Regions from separate parts of the Mus musculus genome. Here region 2 is linked to region 1. Evidence: chromatin loops called from intact Hi-C (ENCODE). Cell type or tissue: left cerebral cortex. All regions are shown on one strand. Each heading gives the region's core, and the rest is flanking DNA. Links, peaks and the distances in the headings are about the cores only. Region 1 overlaps Ehbp1 (EH domain binding protein 1). Region 2 holds the start of Otx1 (orthodenticle homeobox 1).

Evidence for each region. Hi-C counts contacts between places; a loop is a spot of excess contacts. Peaks named below come from ENCODE experiments on the same cell type or tissue, not always from the same donor. Only the 100,000 strongest peaks of a DNase experiment are listed, where the experiment ranks them.
Region 2: a loop joins it to region 1, with 3 times the contacts of the local background. A loop is called at or near these places in 11 of 42 quality-filtered maps.

What each region holds. Positions count from the first base shown.
Region 1 is chr11:22,191,116-22,200,875 of GRCm38, reverse strand. All of the region lies in intron 5 of Ehbp1 (EH domain binding protein 1), which reads left to right. Among named protein-coding and RNA genes, the nearest start is that of Ehbp1, 91 kb to the left of the region's middle. In left cerebral cortex, for the core only: no CTCF peak of the experiment used is centred there; DNase peaks (open chromatin) are centred at 2,677 and 3,648.
Region 2 is chr11:21,997,888-22,007,647 of GRCm38, reverse strand. Otx1 (orthodenticle homeobox 1) reads left to right here and starts at 5,997. Exons shown (of 5, transcript NM_011023.3): 1 at 5,997-6,100; 2 at 6,459-6,526; 3 at 8,063-8,268; 4 at 9,127-9,278. The coding sequence starts at 8,172. Ehbp1 (EH domain binding protein 1) reads left to right here. Exons shown (of 25, transcript NM_153078.4): 24 at 451-565; 25 at 777-1,823. The coding sequence ends at 867. It overlaps Gm32517 (a long non-coding RNA gene), which reads right to left and starts at 9,149. Exons shown (of 3, transcript XR_003949861.1): 1 at 9,060-9,149; 2 at 7,791-7,864; 3 at 7,064-7,214. In left cerebral cortex, for the core only: a CTCF peak has its summit at 5,979; DNase peaks (open chromatin) are centred at 6,515, 7,219, 7,907, 8,374 and 9 more places; H3K4me3 peaks cover 4,037 bases; H3K27ac peaks cover 1,981 bases.

The DNA of each region.
Region 1 (9,760 bases), core at 1-8,000:
TATATATATATATATATATATATATACACACACACACACATATATACACACACACATATATATATCCGTATATATATAACATTTGGATTTTTTCTTTAATTTGACTTTACTTTTCCATGTGAAAGTTTTGTATCTTCCTGCTAATTTAAAGCAGCTATGTATTAAAAAGTATTTTTGTCAATTTACAAACTGCAGCTAAACCACTATGCATTGTAAATATCCACTAAGTATACAGTTTCATTCTTAGTAAATTCGGAGTGACATGCTTAAGCTTTACTGCCTACAGCCTTCTTAGTTTCTGTACCCCAGTAAGATGTGTGGTGTGACAGTCTGTGACTCAGATCTGCAAAGGAACAATGTACAAGCAAAATTTATAACCCTTTGTCATACGACCAACTTAGTGGCTGGAAATAATCAAAAGGAAAATTATTCTTGTGTTAACAGAATGACTTGTTTTGCTTTAGAATTGTTCTTTGTTTGAACATGTCTTGGTATGAGTGTTAGGTTGCTGCTCATATTTAGAAACATTTATAGTTAGCATTATTTACCTTATTTTAAATGTGCATCATGTTTGTCCTTTTCAGACTTTTTGCATAAGTGTTTATAGAACTGATGTTTTCTCCTATGTATAAAGATGTTTGCTAACTCCAACTTTTCCTAGTGGTTGGGTTCTTCGCAGGCACCAGTGAGCTCTTTCACAAGTGTGAGCCATGAGAGGGCTCTGTTTCTGCAGCAGTGACTCTGGGTTAGAATCCATGCCACTGATAGCTTGACTCAGTGAAAGGCTAGAGGGCTTCAGATTATTAGACAAAACCAGTCCTTCAGCAGGGCTTCTACAGTGGCCTTGTTCATTCAAGGACGGTTCTTGTGGCAAGGTTCAGAGTTGAGTTTAGAGGCAGGTTTCAATGCAGACATGTCAACAAGTAGGTCGTATAAAATGAAAGTGATGACTGGGGGTGACAAAATGAAATCAAGTTAACTGGAACCACCTGAAATCGTCAGTTTAATTTGGTAGGGGATGGGAAGAAGGATTCTGAACAAGCAGCGATACTTTGTAAATAATGACTCTGCGTTACATATGAGCCACTAACAAAAGGGAGGCACAAAAGACTCGATTGCCTTGTTTGTTTTTTTATTTTGCATTGGGAGGAAAAAGTAGGAGAGGGGTATAATTTAGGTCTGATAGAAAGAAATGGGAGCTGCCAAACGTGCTAGGAAGGAGGGGAAATGAGTGGGTAAAGAATCTGCACTGGTTACAGGGAATGCCTGTGAGCTTAGCACAGTGTCTGAAGTCTTGCTTACTTTAAAATTTTATACAAGTTCATTCGCCCTCAGTATTTCTTATTCTTGCTCCACACCCAGGCTCCATCCTTCATCTTTATTCTCTTTGTAAGTTGCTTTCATTAGCGACTGAGGGGTAAAATGGAGATCAGAGAACTGACTTGAGACCCGAGCTGTCTTCTCTGCTCTGTAGTTGGTGCTTCCTAGATTATTTACAGCATTTCTCCCCTACACATCCTTGTTTGTCTCTGTGTTGGTGGACCTGATGACTGAAAACCTCAAGTCAGTCAGAGGGTAGCTTCAATCAGATTATTGGTTTTGACTGATTTTAACTTTTAAATCAAGCAGGAATTGCAAGAATCTAAATTGCCTTAACTACTATTTCTTGATGGACAGGCAAAGTAATTTAATTTATAAAATGACTTTATAACAAGCATGAAAGGATAGATAGCACTGGCATTTCTTTGTGACTGAGGTATAGTAGCACACATCCAGGAGGGTGCTGATTTATAAATGTGTATTCTCAGTGTCTGGTGCAGTCTGGGGTTTAGATACCCTGAGCTTGGGAGAGCTCTTCTTGTAATATGATTACTTTTTATACTATAGGATTTTATTTTTAATGTCTTTGTGTATTTAATTATTTTAAAATTATGATTACTTTTGCTGTATTTAATATGAAGTTTTTTTTTAACGCTCTTTTTCATCCTACCAAAATTTAGCTTGCCATCCCATCAAAATAGATAAATCCAAAAAGCCCATTTTGGATAAGTATAATATTTTCAAAGTTTCTAAGTTGAATAAACTCTTTACTTTCCACTGAAACTTTTTTTTATTGTTTTGAGCCTAAACATGAACAAATTCTTTTTTAAACATATGTGTATTTAAATAAGCAACACTTCATATCTTTTCTTCATAAAGTGAAATATTTCCTTAATGCTAACACAACCCTAGTCACTTCTCTGCCAAAGCAAACAGAAGAATGAACGCTTTATTAATCATCCGTAACTAACGTGGGTACACAGAGAAGAAAATCAAATCTGTTTTTGACAAGAACCTTTTGATGGAATTAGAAAGAGAGAGAGAGAGAGAGGGAGAGAGAGAGAGAGAGAGCGCAAGAGAGCACCGTTCTTTCTCTTCTCCTGAAGAGAGACTTCACCTCCCCGTGGGTCTCTTGTCATTTGTGAACATAAAGGAAGGTTAGGTCTTTATTTTCACTGCTGCACACAAATGGCAACAAGTCAAAACTTGGAAGAACTTTAAATAAAAGTGGCATTCTCCTGCCTCCTCCCTTCCTTCCAGCTCCAGCTCCACATCATAGAGGTGTAGCTTTTCATCCCAGTTCCAGTTCTCTTCTCCTCCGTTGTAGCTCTGAAGGACGCCTATTTAGTGAGTTGGTAACCTCACATAACAGTTACTGCATTTCTGGTTCAGGTTTCACATGCCTGCCTGGAAGCATTTCAAAAATAAAAATAGGTCACAAGGAGGTGTTCTCTGATGATTTCTTCACCCCACCGTCTTCCTTCCTCCGACTCCTCCAGGGTTCAACACTGGTTGCCACCAGGCTCACTGCTGCTCCAAGCTCAGCCTCTCCTATGATCCCGCACTCACTCTCCACACCCACTCTCCGACTTCTCCACAGTCCTCATACTCAAATCTACTTTATATGTATATTTTGAGGCTTCTTTGTTATTAGAGTTTGTATTAATATAGAGTCAGCCTAGGCAAACATTATATTTTCTTCTTAAAGATGTAGAAAATTCACAGAAAAATAAAAATATGCGTTGGCCGGATATTCTGGCACATACTGATAGCCCTAGCTCCTGGGAGGGCCGGGGCTAGGTTTGTGACTTTGAAACCAGCCTGGACTATCTAAGGGCCCTGTGAGAAGACAAACATCAAGAAAAACAAATCTTTATAGGCTCAAGTAATTCCTTCTGGTTTTCCCTTGTTTGGTTTTTCTACTGTGGGTCAGTGGTCTTTGATAAAAACTAGGCTTCCTACCCTTCTTTTATGGGTAGGAATAAGAATTTTGACTTTAAAAAGCTGAAAGAATAGGCAAATAGAGCAGTCTTGATTTTCTGTGCAAACAAATTTACCCTTTCTTTAAAAGACTATTAAAAGCAACGTAACAGAGATGAGTTGTGTTACAGTTGTCTTCTCTGCCCTTCTGCCCCTTCTTGGCTCCTCTGGGCCTGCCCCCTCTGTTCTCGCCATACCGCTTCAAGACAACCCATCCCTCCAGCCATCTTTTCCTAGGAGATAATCTCAATTTAAAATGGTAATCAGGATAAAAATGGAACTCGGCATTTAATTTTAGAATGAACCGTTTACTAGAATATATCAATTACTTCAGAGATTCCTGTACTGATTTTAGTCCATTTTAAACAGCTTGTTTGGGGCCCTGCCTGGAAATAATCATGAAACTGTGTGACTGTCTAAACCTAAGTCTGTCTTCTCAGCATTTTATGAATTAGGTTTGTTAACTTCTGTCACTCTGGAAAGTCGTGTATCTGTAGTTAGGTTGGAATGCCCAATTACACAGCAGGCATATTAGACTGTGGGTCATAAAAATCTGTAACTAGGAGGTATTCCAAGACTGTCGAAAGGCTTGGCCTTCTGAGGCTGCCCAACTGTGCCCTGATGAACTGACTTCTCCTTAGTGTAGAATTTCCTGTTTTCTGCCCAGTCAACTAAAAAATAAGCACGCTTGTGTGTTGACTTTAGTCTCCAGTCAGTCTTACCGGAGTTGAAGGTTTCACTCTTTTTCAGAATATAATAAACAGTATACTGATAAGTTTCTCTTTGTGAAATATTTATTTTCGTGTCACTGTGTTATTTTTCAAACGGATCAATATCATTCCTGATTTTAAATGTTAAAAAAATACTGTTTCCTATATGTCACTGTTTCTAAGCTATCATTAAATTATTAATATTTATTCAGTAAAAATGGTTACTGTTTTGCCATTGAAGTTACTTGACCACAGAACATTCCCTTTTTCTATATTTTCATGTGTAGGGTATTTTTTTTTAACCTTTTAAAATAAGACAAAGTACTTCTAAAAACAAAATAAGAATTGCCCCAAGAAGTGTTAAAGCCCATATCTGCTTTGTGTCTTAGAAATTTGGAGCTATCTTTAAAAACACAGAAGGCAGTGGCCATGGACTCTGAAGCTGCCGCTGAAGCTACCAGGCCATAACCATCATCCGAGCAGAGCATGGTCTAACTCTGGTGGGAGGTATTAAGTAGGTCTTGGGGAGACTAAAAAGCCTTGCATGGTTAGCTGGTATTGTGCTGAGAAGGAAATGTCTGACTTAAATCAAGTATTTATCTTTAAGAACTTTTATATAAACTTGAATTTTTCTTAAAATTCTTAAATATTATGGAGCCATTGATATTAAACCAGGAAAACGAAAATTCTATTTAAGATTTTTATTATTTGTCTTAAAAATTAACTTTGTTTCCAGTGAATGCCCTTTATTTTAGAAATTAATTTAGAAATTAGAAACTTAATTGAAAATGTAATATTTGGCCATCTTTTTACTTTAAAAAGGAGTAAAATAATTCTGTCTTGATTTTACTCTTTTCTCGGAGGACTTGCTAGGTTTCCTGTGTCTGTCTTCAGAAATCCATGTTATCTTTTCATACACAGGGCAGAGTAATCCGTACCCTTTGTTCATCTTACCGTGTACACTGATAGGTTTTTAACGATACCAGAGCACACTATTAAATTTTTTGTCTTATTTTTTCCCATATAAAACTTACAGTTTATTAGGATTTTAAAACCTTAAATGAGTCTTAGTTTCTGTAATGTGCAGTGCAGTTCAGTCGCCTGACTCCCCTGCTGTGGGCCGGGCCACCCTTCAGTCTTAAGGCACTTTCACACACCACATATCACTGAAAAACTGTTCTTTCTTGAACACCTCTGCCCTTGACTTCTAATGTACCTTTCTCCCTCCCTCCTTCCCTCCCTCCAGCCCCTCTGTGTCTCTCTCAGTTTTGAAGAACAGGCAGAGGAACAGATCTTTTCTTTTCTCTTGTAAGTTTTCTCCTCTCCAGAAACAAAGTTACCTACCTTTACAAGACTCTAAGGGACAGAGGTATACTGGTTTTATCTTCCCTCCATTCTGTCAGACTTTGGTCCCTGTGAAAGAGTCCTGCTCTCATCTTTAATAAAACAAAGCATAAACAAAAAACCAAGCACTTAGAAAACCTATCTCAGAATTTTTTGTCTCTACCTCGTGAACTTGACTAAACGTGAACACACCATCATCAAGTGCAGAGTTCTCTTTATTTCAAAGGAAGCACTTAAACCTGGTCACAGCTTTTGCTCTGAGCGGTGTATTACTTGTCTGTCATTTCGTTTTTGCGTGCAGTAACCTGGTAGTAGTTGTTATTGCTTGAATTACAGTTTGAGCACCAATAGCATACTGGGCACCACACCAGATAAATCCCAGCCCCACAGGCACAATATGATTGACAGCTATTTTCAGAGAATGGTAGTAGTTGTATAACAGCAAAAGAAACTGGCTTGGAATTTTTATCAACAGTTACCTTAAAGTAACTTGCTAGATAATGTCCTCTAAGTCTGAGGCTTTAGCTTTCAAAAATAGGACCTTTAAGGTCCTTCCTTATCTTTATGAAAAACTAAAGCACACCTTGTGCTGCTCTGCTCGTCAGCCTGTGAAGGGACACATTCCCTTACCTCAGCATGACCTCCCCCCCCCCCACATACACACACCTGTTAATAGTGAATAGAGGACATCCAGAAATGAACTTTGACCTTCACCTAACTAAAACCCAGCCAAAGAGCAATGACAAAAACTGCCAATGAAAACAGGAGAGCTAAAGATAGAATGTTAAGTAACCGCTAAGCCCTGTGAGTTGATTGGTGGTTCTTACCAGGGTGTTAGCTGCTGCAGTACCTCTGACGAGACAGTAGTGCTGAGAGGTGAGAATGGTCTTCAAAACCAAAACCAAACCAGACCAAGCTCTCAGGGACTAAACCACCAACCAAAGAGTACACATGGAGGGACCCATGGCCTCAGCTGCATATGTAGCAGAGGATGACCTTGTTGGACATCAGTGGGAGGAAAGGTCCTTGGTCCTGTGAAGGCTCCATGCTCCAGTGTAGGGGAATGCCAGGGTGGGGAGGCGGGAGTGGCTGGGTGGGTGGGAGGAACACCCTCATAGAAGCAGGGAGAGGGGGGATGGGATAGGGAGTGTGGTGGGGGGGCGCACTGGGAAAGGGGATAACATTTAAAATGTAAATAAAGAAAAATATCCAATGTAAAAAAAGCAACAGACAAGAGCTCAGTTAGATTCTAACTGCTATTACAATAAATGATGTACAATCAGGACCCTACAGAAATAAGAATATATATATGTGTGTGTGTGTGTGTGTGTGTGTGTGTGTGTGTGTGGTGTGTATGTATGTGTGTGTATATATATATATATATATATATATATATATATATATATATGTGTGTGTGTTTGTGTGTGTGTGTGTGTTTGTGTGTGTGTGTGTGTATGTATGTATATATATATATTGAAGGTAAACTTTGGTGCTCAAGAGATAGCTCAGTGGTTTAAGGTTAACTCCAAGCATCTGGGTCAAATTGCTCACAACTGGTCTCTTTGGGCACCCTCATGCATGTGAGTGTTGGAACCCCCTCCCACACAGAAATTGTACCATAAAATTAGAATGTGATCTTTGTGTCATTGAAAACTAAGTATGAGGAAAACACCTCAGTTCTTCTTTGTCTGCATATGTCAGGTGCAAGCAGTATCTGCCTCTTCAGAGACATTTAAATATCAGTGGTTGTGAATTTTAAGAGTGCAAGGGACTAGATATTTCCTTAGTGACGTGACCCAGAAAAGCCAGAGAAAACCTCTGCAATGTAACTTACTTCGCTATAGTGGAGGGATTAAAAACATGCCTACTTCATAGAAGTGTCTCTTAACACATGTTCTTAAACAGACAGCACCTGGCATGATAGATTATTGTTGATGTTGTGTTGAGAAATTAATGGGATAAGCAGTTTACTGTGCGTATAGAAAGCAGTTCAGAGAGCTCTGATGTTGCAGGGTTTCTTTAATCCCTATATGTTTCACACTTTCACATTGATGCTTGGAAAGGAAGGAGCTCTGAACAACACTGCTTACATTATATAGCTCTGTTTTCTTCTTGGTGCTGGGACTGGACCTGGGGGCTTTCTCATGCTAAGCATGCACTCTTGCTCTGACCACTTAAGCACAGGCTGCTAGAGTTTACAAGTGTTCTAGGGTGCTGGTGGGATACCTGTTCAAAGCTCAATGTGCATAATCCTCATTTGAAAACATAGATTGCTTGATTCATTTGATTGTGGTGTCAATTGATTTTTATATTATGCCTTTTATTTGTACAGTATTTTAGAGAATTATGCTGAAACTAAGTAGCATGGTTCAGTTTTAAGTTTAAATGGTTAATCTGCCTTTTTAACTGTAGAAAGTTGAAGGGGTTTTTTTTTTTTTTTTTTCACCCTCAAGCTGAAAAACACTGAGAATTCAGGCTGTACCTGAAACATCACAGAACATGATGGTAATTATCTGTATGAATTTTTTTTTAATTTAAAGAAGATCCCACAAATTGCCCTGAAGCAAGTTCAATCCTATCAAAAGTAGTTCAGTATGCAATTATACTGGAAGCTATGAAATTGGAACATCAGTATGAAGATCTGGGTACCTCTTTATCCTCACCATTCAAGCTTTTAAGTCTCCTGTAGATGAAGAATAGCCTTTTAAAGAATACCCGAGTTACTTGGTTCAAAGGAAAGCAAATCTTTGTGAAAAGTGTGTCACATGGTGCCAGAATCTAGAAAGTCAAGAAAAGCAGTATGCCCCAAAACAAGGGCACTTTACATAGGTGGAATTGGGGGAGTTTTGAAGTTGGTTGTACAAGCTGCTACCTGGAGGAGAGAACAAAGTGTCTATAGGGTTGCCCTATCTCCTTTAGGAGCCACACATTCAATTCAAGACATGTACCTACTCATTAAAACTACTCACAGGGTAGTAGAATGCTAACAAGCTGTTCCATTACAGAACAGCGAGAAGTTCTGTCTGAGGCTTGGGAACATTCAGATGCAGTAGATTTTACTCTAGTGACACACAGCCGTATTTGGGTCTTTCATTTATCCTCTGCTTCGTTGTGCAAACTGAATATTCCATGTGTGTGTGTGTGTGTGTGTGTGTGTGCATGTGGTGGCAATAGAAATGCTTGTATTTTGTATTAGCTATATGTGCTACGCTTTCATCTAGATTGTTCTCATATTGTCTGTCATTCTTTTAAAAAGCAGTTTACCCAATGTGTGTTGTGGCTCATAGCTGTAATCCTAGCTCTAGGGAGGCTTGACGTAAGAGGGGTGCCATGAGTTTGGACCAACCTGGGCTACTTAGTGAGTTCCAGGTAGTCTAGGCTACAATGTGAAACCCTATCACAACAATAAAATCTTCTTAATGATTTTATATATGTGTTATGTGTAGGACAATTGATAATCTTAGGAATTGCAGGTTAAGAAATGACAGGGAGCAGTGGTTCATGGTTTCTAATAGGAGCTGTGCAGAGACCGTACACCTCCTCACTGGGAAACTGTTAGGAAGTGACTGGCACACACTGAGCATGTCATTGCAACTTGTAGGTTTGCCTTTTATTTTGACAAATATTTTCACAAAAAAATGATCACATTCTGTCACATACAGATGTTTTTGAGCAAACACAATTAATGTGCAGCCATCAAGCAGTTTAACATAACCTGGCAGGTAAAGCCTGTGAGGGAAGTTTTGGGCTCACTTTCCTATCAGGCATTTCTGCTATCTCCTTGCATAAGAAGTTCAGTAGAAACAGATTTACAGTAAGCACATACAATAATTACTGTCCAGTCACATATATGGATGTAGCTCCATTCTTCTGCAGGTCAGCGCCATTTGCTGAAGAGCTTCAAGGATTGGTTTTTTTAAATGTCTGTGTGTTTGTATGTGTGTCCATATGGAAATTTGTGTGGAAGTCAGAGACAATTTGAGAGAGTTGGTTCTTTTTTACTACTATGTGAGACTCCGGGATTTAACTCAAGTCTTCAGAAAAGCCAAGCACAGCAGCACACCCTGGTCCTCCTAGAGCAGGAGAATGAAGACAGATGGGCCTGGAAACTGCCGGTCCTCAGGCTAGTCTCCGAGCTCCAGGGCCAGGGAGACACCCTGTCTCCAAACTAAGGCCAAGCTAAGGGAAAGAATGGTTGATTGAGGAATACACTCAGTGTTCACCTCTGGCTTCCACCACACACGTACACATTTGTACACACATGTGCATACACACGAACACACACATCCAGTGGAGTAGAAGTAATATTTAATAAGGAGGGGAGGTGAACGGGAGCACAGTAGGAGGGAGATGAGCTGCTAGCTCAGCTTTTCTCTGATGGGAAGATGGTACTTGAACTCCTGTGC
Region 2 (9,760 bases), core at 1,060-9,059, 190 kb after region 1:
GGGTGAGAGTGGGGGCGGGGAGGAGAGTAGGTTCTCAGGCAGATTCCCCAGCCTTTTCAGAAGGATTTTTACCAGCCTTCTTTGCTTCCCCGCCTCCTCGTTTACCCACTCCCCCAGCCCCAAACCCTGGGCCAACCTCTTCAGGACTCAGCTCCCCTCCCCCACTCTGCCTGAATTCAGGTGCCTGCCTTCCGCCTGGCCACTGACTCACACCTGGTTTCCAGCAGGCTGCTAACCTGCAGCTCCAATCTTCTAGAAGTGTTTACAAAGTAGGGTTTGGGGCATGAAACCCTCACCTCCTCAGCCAAACTCCCCCAGCGAACAGTACCTAGTGGTCCGGTTAACGCGGTTTGCTGGGATTTTAGGAAACTGGATTAGGCGGGAAGGGGAGGGCAGGTTGCAAGTGCTCTGAGCCCCTCCGGGTGTTTACTGGCCTCCTGCCCCATGCAGACTGGCAGAAGACCGAGGCCCAGAAGCGACGGGAACAGCTCCTGCTGGATGAACTAGTAGCCCTGGTGGACAAGCGAGACGCCCTTGTCAGGGACCTGGACGCCCAGGAGAAGCAGTGAGTGGGGCTGTGGGGTGTGGTCTAGGGGAAACCACAGACCAAGGGGACAAGAAGTTTATAGAAAGTTCATTTCGGGAATCTGAGAGGTCCGGTGCCTTTGTGCCCCCCCTTGCCGCAAGGAATCCAGATAGTTTGTGTGAGAACGATGTGCCGCGCTCCCCTTCAGGAGGAAAAATAATTCTGTCTTTCCTGTTTGTCTAACATCCAGGGCCGAAGAAGAAGACGAGCATTTGGAGCGAACTCTGGAGCAAAACAAAGGCAAGATGGCCAAGAAGGAGGAGAAGTGTGCTCTTCAGTAGTAGTAGCCTTGGACCAGACCTCTCCCCCACTACTTGAGTCTTAGGTCCCCAGGCCAGAAGCAGACTGGTTGACTTAAAACTTTTTAACATTTTGTTTGCCTGGATTGTACTTCTGGACCCACCCCTCCCCCATTTCCTCTTCTCCAGATAATACACAGAGCTCCAGATAGCTTTAAAGACTCTTTGAGTTAATCATGAAATCATTCTTGAAATCCTGTGAAGTAGATTTGCGCAGACACCCCGTGAATGACTGGTACTGAAGATGCTCAAGAAACTGTCCAAAAAGGAGGGAGACTCCCTGGTTATCGCCCCTTCTGTTTTGGATGGGATGAGAATCTGAAACATGTTTGTTGTAGTATTGTTGGTAATAGCGAAATGACAGTGGGTGGGGGGGCAAAGGGGAGTAAGAAAATGTCATGATTTTTTTTTCCAATCCCGCAGTATGTATGTGACACTGTTACTTAAATCTCATAGTTAGATCTTAGTCTGTGTATTGACGAAGCTGTGTTCCATTTGCCAGTGGGATTTTCTGCAGTTGTTTACAATTCACATAAAGATAATAAAGTTCCTCTCTGCTCTCCTCAGAGGATGGCCCTGTAAGGTAGCCTGAGACAAACCTGGGGTTTGAAAGGTGACCTGGGAGAACAGCTCTGTTCAATGTGCAGCAGTTTACAAAGACAGCTCATCAGCTGATGATGCACCATCTTATACTCTGAATAATTATTTATTACATCTTGCTTGGTTCCTACTTTTTGTTGGGGCTCAACATTGGCTCAAGAATGCTGTTAATATTTATTCTGTATTGATAAAAGTCTGTCTTGGCACTACAAGTAAATATCCCATTACATCTTCTCTAGCATAGCACTGTGTGTTTTGTGAAAATGGTTATGTTTATTTATTACAATACTGAGTCATATATAAATTTTCAATAAAAGCAGAAACTTTCTTACCTTAAACCCTGCTGCAATTTATTTCCTTGCAATGAAAACTTGAGTGGAAGTTTGTGTGTCTTTCCATTGTGAAGACTTTCCATGTGGAATCCAGCCCAGGACACCGGACTGTATTTGGAGCTGACACTGATCCAGAGGAGCTCTGCTCTCACAGAATGCAAATTGCAAAGTCATTAGTCACATTCTTAAGGAGTGTAAACTGTCCTCTGGAAAGAGTCATCTCTCTGAAAGAGTCCAGGAAATGTATAGCTCCACACCACTGGGGGGGAATGCATCGTGATGAATTTTCCGGGTCCTATGTAGGAGAATTTCTTCCCACCATAACCAGCAAGTCTGTAGGTACTGAAAAGAAAGGGAGTGGGCTACGGTTGGGGGAGGGGTTGTGCGGATATGTGCATTTGAGATGGAAGAAAGAGAATTGTAGCAATTTCTATGCCACCGGTAAAAATGGGCTCTTCTATATTGGGAGTCCGAACAAAGAAAGCTCCTTCAACAAGTCCGGAAACTTACTTACGGGAAACACTGGCATCTTCTTTAGCCACATCTCTCTGTTTATTCACTCTCTCTCTCTCTCTCTCTCTCTCTCTCTCTCTCTCTCTCTCTCTCTCTCTCTCTCACACACACACACACACACACACACACACACACACACACACACACACACTTTACTCGAAAAGTATACTGCCATTTCCACTTACTCGTATTTCAAAATAGTAAAAACTTACTACAATTCCCTAATAGCAAAGAATTTTCTTTTTCTTTCTGATGAAAAGCTATTGGAACTAAATGAAATCGAGTCTTTGTCCTCTTTATGAGAGCAGATCAGCAAGTTGCTACTCTCTGGGGAAAATTAAGAATCCAACCCATCCCAGGTAGGAAATTCACCGCCTGGCCCCGGAGCACCCTGGGGATCGGTTTAGGGTGGATTGGAGAAACCTTCCCTTTTCCAGGGGCCTCTCAGAAAGGCGCTTTCCCTTTCTCCCAGGCCCGCCCCAGACCTTCCAGGTGGCCAAACTCCCCTAGCTTTGCTAGTGATTGGGGGCCCCTCCTGCTTGGTTCCCAGCCTCGTGGGGTTTCCCTCTGCAGCGCCCGAACGCCCCTCAGCGGCGGTGGAGCGTGGCCCGGGTTTGGGCCGCAGCCTAGGAGTCGCGTTACTGCAGCTCAGCACAGTGCCTGGAGTCCCGCTCCTTAGGGCAAGCAAGAACCCAGCCGGCCAGCGGACAGAAACCTAGAAAGCCCACTCAGTGTGGAGAGACAAAGGATCAGGGCCGCCGGGTGTGGGGGTGGGGGGAGGATGGAGGAGTTTGTGGAGGGCGGGTGCAGAACTTTCTCCTGGCCAGGGGTCCAAGCCCCTTCCAGTCCCAAGTGTTTCTAGAGTCATGCCTCTACAGTGTGTGTGAGATTACTTAGATGCTGCACCCAGCTGGCCGATGGGCCTTAAACTGAGCCACCACCACCCACTTCTCCAACACTGGCCCTACTGTGCCCTGGATGCACAAGTATCCTTTGAGAGAACTGTCGAAGCTTCTGGACCAGTACCCCCGACCCGTACCTTTGCCTAGCAAAGGCTGCCTCAGTCTTCTGAGCTGAATTCAAGAAACTTCTCTCTCTCTCTCTCTCTCTCTCTCTCTCTCTCTCTCTCTCTCTCTCTCTCTCTCTCTCTCTCTCTCTCCTCCCCTCCCCCCACCCCCTCTGCTGCTTCTTTCTCCTTAATCCCAAGGTTTTACAGGATGAGCATTAAGAAAATTCGCCTCCAATTTGGGATTAGATAAATACTCTCGTGGCGCAGCGGGGCGGGGCGGGGGGTGGTGGCGGTAGGGTCCTTGCCACTCGATTCCTCCCATTTCCCTGAAAATGAAGGGAGACAGCATCAAGAAGCCACAGCGACCGACTCCCTCGCAGTGGGCCTTAGGGACCTCGCCGGCACATTCCTATGCGTACAGCCGCCCCACTTCTTCAAGCCTGACCCAGGCGAAGTTCTAAGACTGCCAACGAACCCGCCCCAAAGAGGCCAGAGTAGCAGAGTTTTCTAGCCAGGACGGGCGCCCCGGGCCTCAGAGGGCCAACCCAGGCTCACAGCCTGGAGACCCAGACAGGGATGCCTTCAGTTCACTCCCCAGGACGTCAACATTTTCGTGCCCGCCAAACTAGTGCACCCTAGCCTGCGCCTTTCCCTGGAAAAGGGGGCAGGAGTATATTTCGTTTCTTTCTTTAAACTCAGGAAAGTCCCGGTGGCTGAGACTGATCGTCTGTCTGCCTTGGGGTCTACTTCTGGTAGGGACCTGAGAGCCTAAGGTGTGTGCTCACTCCGGCCAGCGCTGTGCTCTGCGCTGTTTCTTTTCTGCCTGCAGGTTTATCTCTCTCACTCTCATTTCCCCCCTTTCCCCGCGTTCTTTTATTCTGCTTTCTCTTTCTCTCGCTTTTGTGAATGGGCCGCGGTGTCTTTGTTCTGGAGAGAAGCGCCCGTGTCGCTGACTTTTGTGAACCAGAGAAGGATCTTGTAAAACCTCCTTTTCTCCTCCGTAGTCCCCTCTCACACCCCTCCTTCCCTGCCCCTTTGATTAGATGTTCCCTCATCGTTCAAAAAAAAAAATGTAATTTCGTTAGTCTGGCGGCCACTTTCTTTGAACATTAGCTCGCTTTCAGCTCCAACTTCAATTAGAAGGAGTTGATTTTGAGAGACCAACAAAAGAACCGACCAAAGCCTTATTAAAGGTCCTAAGAAGATCTCTCGGTCCTTTGAGAAGCAGTTAAGGAAACAGTGTGCCCTCCGTCATATTCTGTTACCGTATTTTATTCGGACTCCAAAGAAAAGTGTCGCGTGGGGGAGGGGAGAAGCACTTTGATGAGCGGCAGTCGCGGCCCTTTTCACTCAGCGGGCTCCCCCCTTCCTTCTGGTCGCCCCGCACCCGGTCAGCGACCACAGCGGACCGCGCGGCCTGGGCATCGCGGTGCTCCGCTCTACCTTGCTCTCGGCGGCTGCCGAACTCACCCACGCACATACTGTGGTTCAAACTTTTCGCCCGCCTGTTGGGGTGAGAACGGCAGAAGATGAGGAAAAAGAACTAGGAAAGAGTGTAAGTGTGGTCCCTAGTATTCAGTAGGAGATGCCATGTAAAAATATTGCCTTGTTCGGGGTTGGGCCGAAAATACTCTTCCCTCTCGCTTTGAAAAGTACACACAAGAAGACGATCTCAGCAAGTTTATTCGGCTGGAAACTGGGGTCTGCCAGTAAGAACAATCCGGGGAAATTGTTTCGAGGAGGCTCCTCCAGTAAGGTGTAGAAAATGAAGTGAGAGGGATCGGGGTGTGTAGCCACATTTTCCACCAGACTGTTCGTTGTAGGTGGAGATCTGGAAAGACTGACAGATTGTGAAAAAGAAAGTTTTCTATCAAATCCATGAGAGAGAGAGAGAGAGAGAGAGAGAGAGAGAGAGAGAGAGAGAGAGAGAGAGAGAGAATGTAAGGAGATTTGAGTTCCAACGGTTCCGAAGAAGCTTTTAGGACTTGCGAACACCTTTGGTGAGACTGCCTGGGAGCCCCTGGAAACGCTGTGCAGCTGGGAATTGGCGGCGCCTCCCCTGCCGGTGCTCTTTCTGGGCGCAAGAGTCCCGGGTCGCCGCAGGGCGCCCTGCGCGCCGAGAGCTGCACCCCCACTCCCGGCTCCGCTCAGCAGCCCGCGCCGGCGGCGACCGCTGGTTGTGGGGGAGCGGAGGAGGAGTTGCTGGGGCCCCAGGGAGCATCAAGGAGTGCCAGGGGCCAGCACGCCCCGAGTCCTCGGCCTGGGAAGCCTGGCTCCCACAGTGCGGCAGAGCCTGGCGGCGCGCGCGCGCGAGCAGGAACCGGTTATCCAGCAGCTTGACGCCACTCCTCCGGAGCGCGGCCCGGGCAAGGGGAGGGCGGGGGCCCTCGGGCGAGCCTTGGGACCCGGGGCCCCCTCTGTGCCAGCAACTCCGGCGCAGCCTTCGCCCTCCTCAACTCGTTCTGAGCGGAATTTGCCAACCTAGACCCAGAGTTAGCGCGCGACCGGGGCGGGGCCGGCGCGCGGGGAGGGAGGAGGTGGGGGCGAGGGAGGGCGGGGGCGCGCGGAGGTAACCCGGGCTCGCCATTGCCCAGCTCCCTGTCACTCAGTCCGCTCTAGGCCCCCTATTGGAGGCCGAGCCCCGTTACGCACTCGCCTCGCGTTCACATACCCGGGGAGGGCAGTAGAAAGGTGATCAATCTTCATCAGGCTACATTTCCAATCACCTAAACAACCGAGCAAGACAAGCCACTCCGACAAGGTAAATTGCTTGATTTATTTAGTTTGCCAAGTGACTATGCAGGATTTCTCCAGTCCCTACCGCCTCCGGCTTGCTCCGAGAGAGTGCAGCTGCCAGCGCAAGCCACCTCCTAACTCTGTCCCTCGAACACCCCCTACTCACCCACCCCACCCCCCGGGTCCCGGGCGAGGCCAGGTCTTGAGAGGAAAAGCATGTGGGACTTTGCAACAAAGTGTTTGAGCAATAAAGTGAAACCTGGAGGTACACGCACAGAGCTCCTAGAAAAAATGCAGGAGACGGGAAGAGGGAAGTTGAGGGAAGAGGAAAGCCTAGGGTCCCGCCGTCTCCGGGGTAATACCTGTGCGCCTCCGTTTTGCAGGTTGGCTGCCGGCGAGTCTCGGTGAAGGCGAGAGGTAGATGGTGAAAAGCCGCGACTGCGGAGGGCAGGTAAGGAGGGAGTCGCCGGGCCGCGCGCCACCCCGGGACGATGGTGGCCCCTCTCGTCTCCCCGTCCTCTAATCGACCCCCGCTACCTCTGTCCGGGGCAGGTGGGCGGGGTTGGAGTGAGAGGCCGGGCGCCCCTTGGCTGCCCTGGGGACCCCAGGCCGCTCGGGAGCCGGCCGCCCCCTCCCCCGCCTCCTCCGAAGCTGCGGAACTGGGCTGCTAAGTTAGACGAAAGTACTCGAAAACTCACACCGCAGCCGGGCTTAGCCGCGGAGGCTGCAGGCCTGTGGCCCTTCGGCCCAAGCTCTTTGAATCCTTCCTTTCCGCCTTATGTGCTCGCTGACCTCCCCCCACCCCCTTAGTCTAGGCTGAGGGTCCCCCAGGGCTGAGGCGGGGAAAGGAGTTGGGATGGGGGAGCTGCTTTAGTTTTACCTCCCTTTCTCCCCGGAATCTCCTACCCTTGGGTCCTGGGATGTAGCTTCAAGCCCCCCGCCGGTCCCAGTCATACTCCCAGAACCCCTTCTTTTGCTGGAGCAGAGCTGCGTGGGCTCAGAGTGTCTGCGCCGAGCCTCGCCCTCCCGGTCGGCTGTGCGTGAGCTTTACAACCTGAGGCCTAGTTCCTTGCTCTCCATCGGGTTCATATAGGACGGCCGATGCGACGCGACCTGGCACGCTAGGCCTTCCAAAATCCCTAGAATGTTTGGGGCGCTGGGTTGGCCATCAAATTCTGGTGGGACTCGGTGTGCTTAGCAGACTTGGTAGAAAGAAGGCCCGCCTGTGCGAGCAAAGGAAGAGGGGTGACCGCCTCGGAGGTACCCCTGACCTTGGGCGGCATCCTGAAACTGCCACTTCTACTGTGGTGCCTTTGGCGTCTTCTTGCCGCCTTAGCCTGGCCTGGGCCGCATCTACCCTGGAGGTGCGGTGGGATTCCTGTTCAGCTATCTCTTAGTGCTAGGGGCCCAGAGAGGTCAACTAGAAAGGTGATTGCAGGCTCTGGGGTAGGAGGCAGCGCTGGAGATCTTTGAAGAAATGATGTGGCCAGTGAGCCTTGGCGACCCAAGGTGTATTCACCTTGGGCCTCTGTATTACTTGCCATTTTGTCCCTCTTTCAAAAATATTTCAAACTAAACGAAATAACCCGGTATCTCTGTGCGGCCTGCCCTCCCGGCGCCAAATGAACATTTGCTTGAGCAAATTGCTTCCGCCACACTAAAAAAAAAATTGACTTCACTTGGGATTTTGCACCCTCCGCGGTCCCGGCTCTCACCTCCTCAGCCTGATCACGCTTTAACTTTTCCTTCCTGTTGACACTCGAGGAGTGTCTTTGGCCCTTGTCAAGCCCTAAAAGAGGAAGGAACGATGTGGGAAAAGTTTACTTTCCTGAGAAGCTGTGTAGCTGCCGAGCTAAAGGAGAAGACGTTTCTCGGATTGCCTGCTGTGCAGTTCCTAGCACGCGCCCCCTCCCCATTCAAGGATTAGAGGAGCTGAAAGCCAAACTGACTGCGGGTGAAGGTTTCCATGTGTCTGCTGTCTCCCTAGGCCAGGCCCCCAGAAGCAACAGCTTGAAGGACTTCGCAGTGGGAGCCCTGAACTGCTCCTGGCCTCAGGCCCCCTGGATCCGTCGGGGCACCTCCACCCGGCTGTTAGCATGATGTCTTACCTCAAACAACCCCCATACGGCATGAACGGGCTGGGCCTAGCTGGCCCTGCCATGGACCTCCTGCACCCCTCCGTGGGCTACCCTGGTGAGCAGTGGCCCTCTGCCCCTACCCTCAAACCTCTGTAAATATTGGGGGATTCCATCCTCTACAGTTTGAGCCCACACAGTCCCTAAACAGACCCAGGAAGGTGATTAGCTCGCCGCCTGTTGCCTTGCTCTGTAGAAAGTGCAGCCTACAACTTTTGAGCTTGTGGTGCCTGCAACCTGGCTCCTCTTGTGTCCCACTTGCTAGGGAGGGCAGGTTTATCCCTCCCCCTGCCCCCGGATTTATTTCCCTCAGTTGCTTTTTTTAAAAATATAAAAAATAAAACCTTTCCCTGGTCCAACATTTCATGAGGAATCTGGACACTCACTAGGCCCTAACATAGCCAAATTTTTCTTATGTCTAGCTTCCCTGAGAAGTAGGGTTTTTTTTTTTTCTCCATAGAGAAACCTCAAGACCAGTGATTTGTCCCAACTCTTCTGGCATGATGGGGGACTCCAGCTGAGCCCTGGGTTTCTTTTCTAGATCCTACTTATTTAACATGAGTTTATTCTCTTGGAAAAAGTGACCCCTGGTCCTGTTTCTGTCCACCTCTGCTCTATTAACTGCCTCTCAGTTAGGGAGCGTGTGGGTTTAGGGAGATGAGAAGGAAAGGGTGGCTTTGTTTTTAACCGCATGAGAGGTACAGAGGGTGAAGGCCCTAAGGTTCTAGACTGGGGCCTTTAGTAGAATAAGTACACTTTGTTCCACCTGTGGCCAGGGGAGTTTTCGTTTGCTCGGAGCTCGGCCCTTTCTTTCTATGGCGGGGGTTCTGAACCTACCAGAAGACTTACTTGTGGCCTCTAGCACCAGTCCTTGTGGTCCACCGCTGACTCCAGGCGCTCTCGCATGTCCCCTCAGCCACCCCGCGGAAGCAGCGACGGGAGCGCACCACCTTCACGCGCTCACAGCTGGACGTGCTCGAGGCGCTGTTCGCAAAGACTCGCTACCCAGACATCTTCATGCGCGAGGAGGTGGCACTCAAGATCAACCTGCCAGAGTCCAGAGTCCAGGTGCGCGCTCCTGGGGCTCTAGGGGTAGGGTAGGGACGCAGGAACCGGTCTGGAAAGATCTGGCCTAGGCTGTCTGATGTTGGGGCCCTCTCACTGACTGCACAGCCCCTCTCCAACTCCCCCTAGCGCTGGGCGTAAGTCTGATAAAAGGGGTAACATTAAAAGGAATGGCTTAGAGCCCAGTATCTATTCCTTATCGCCTGGGCGCTTTCAATATTGAAAGTCGTTTTGTTTTTGGTTTGGGGGAGGCCAGCCATGTTCCCCGGATGTAACTTTCTCTGAAAGTTCGATAAGGGTCTGCTTCTTTGGCTACTACAGAACTGAGGCCTTAGCTCTGAGGCCTTTCTTTCACACCCTTGCCATTCGTCCCGGGGATTCTAAAAGTGCAAGATGGAACTTGGCCACAGCCTAGTGCTCTCTGCCTGGGAATGCGTTCCGCCGGCAGTTTCTGTCTGGTTAGGGAGTTTTCTGCAGCCGAATGG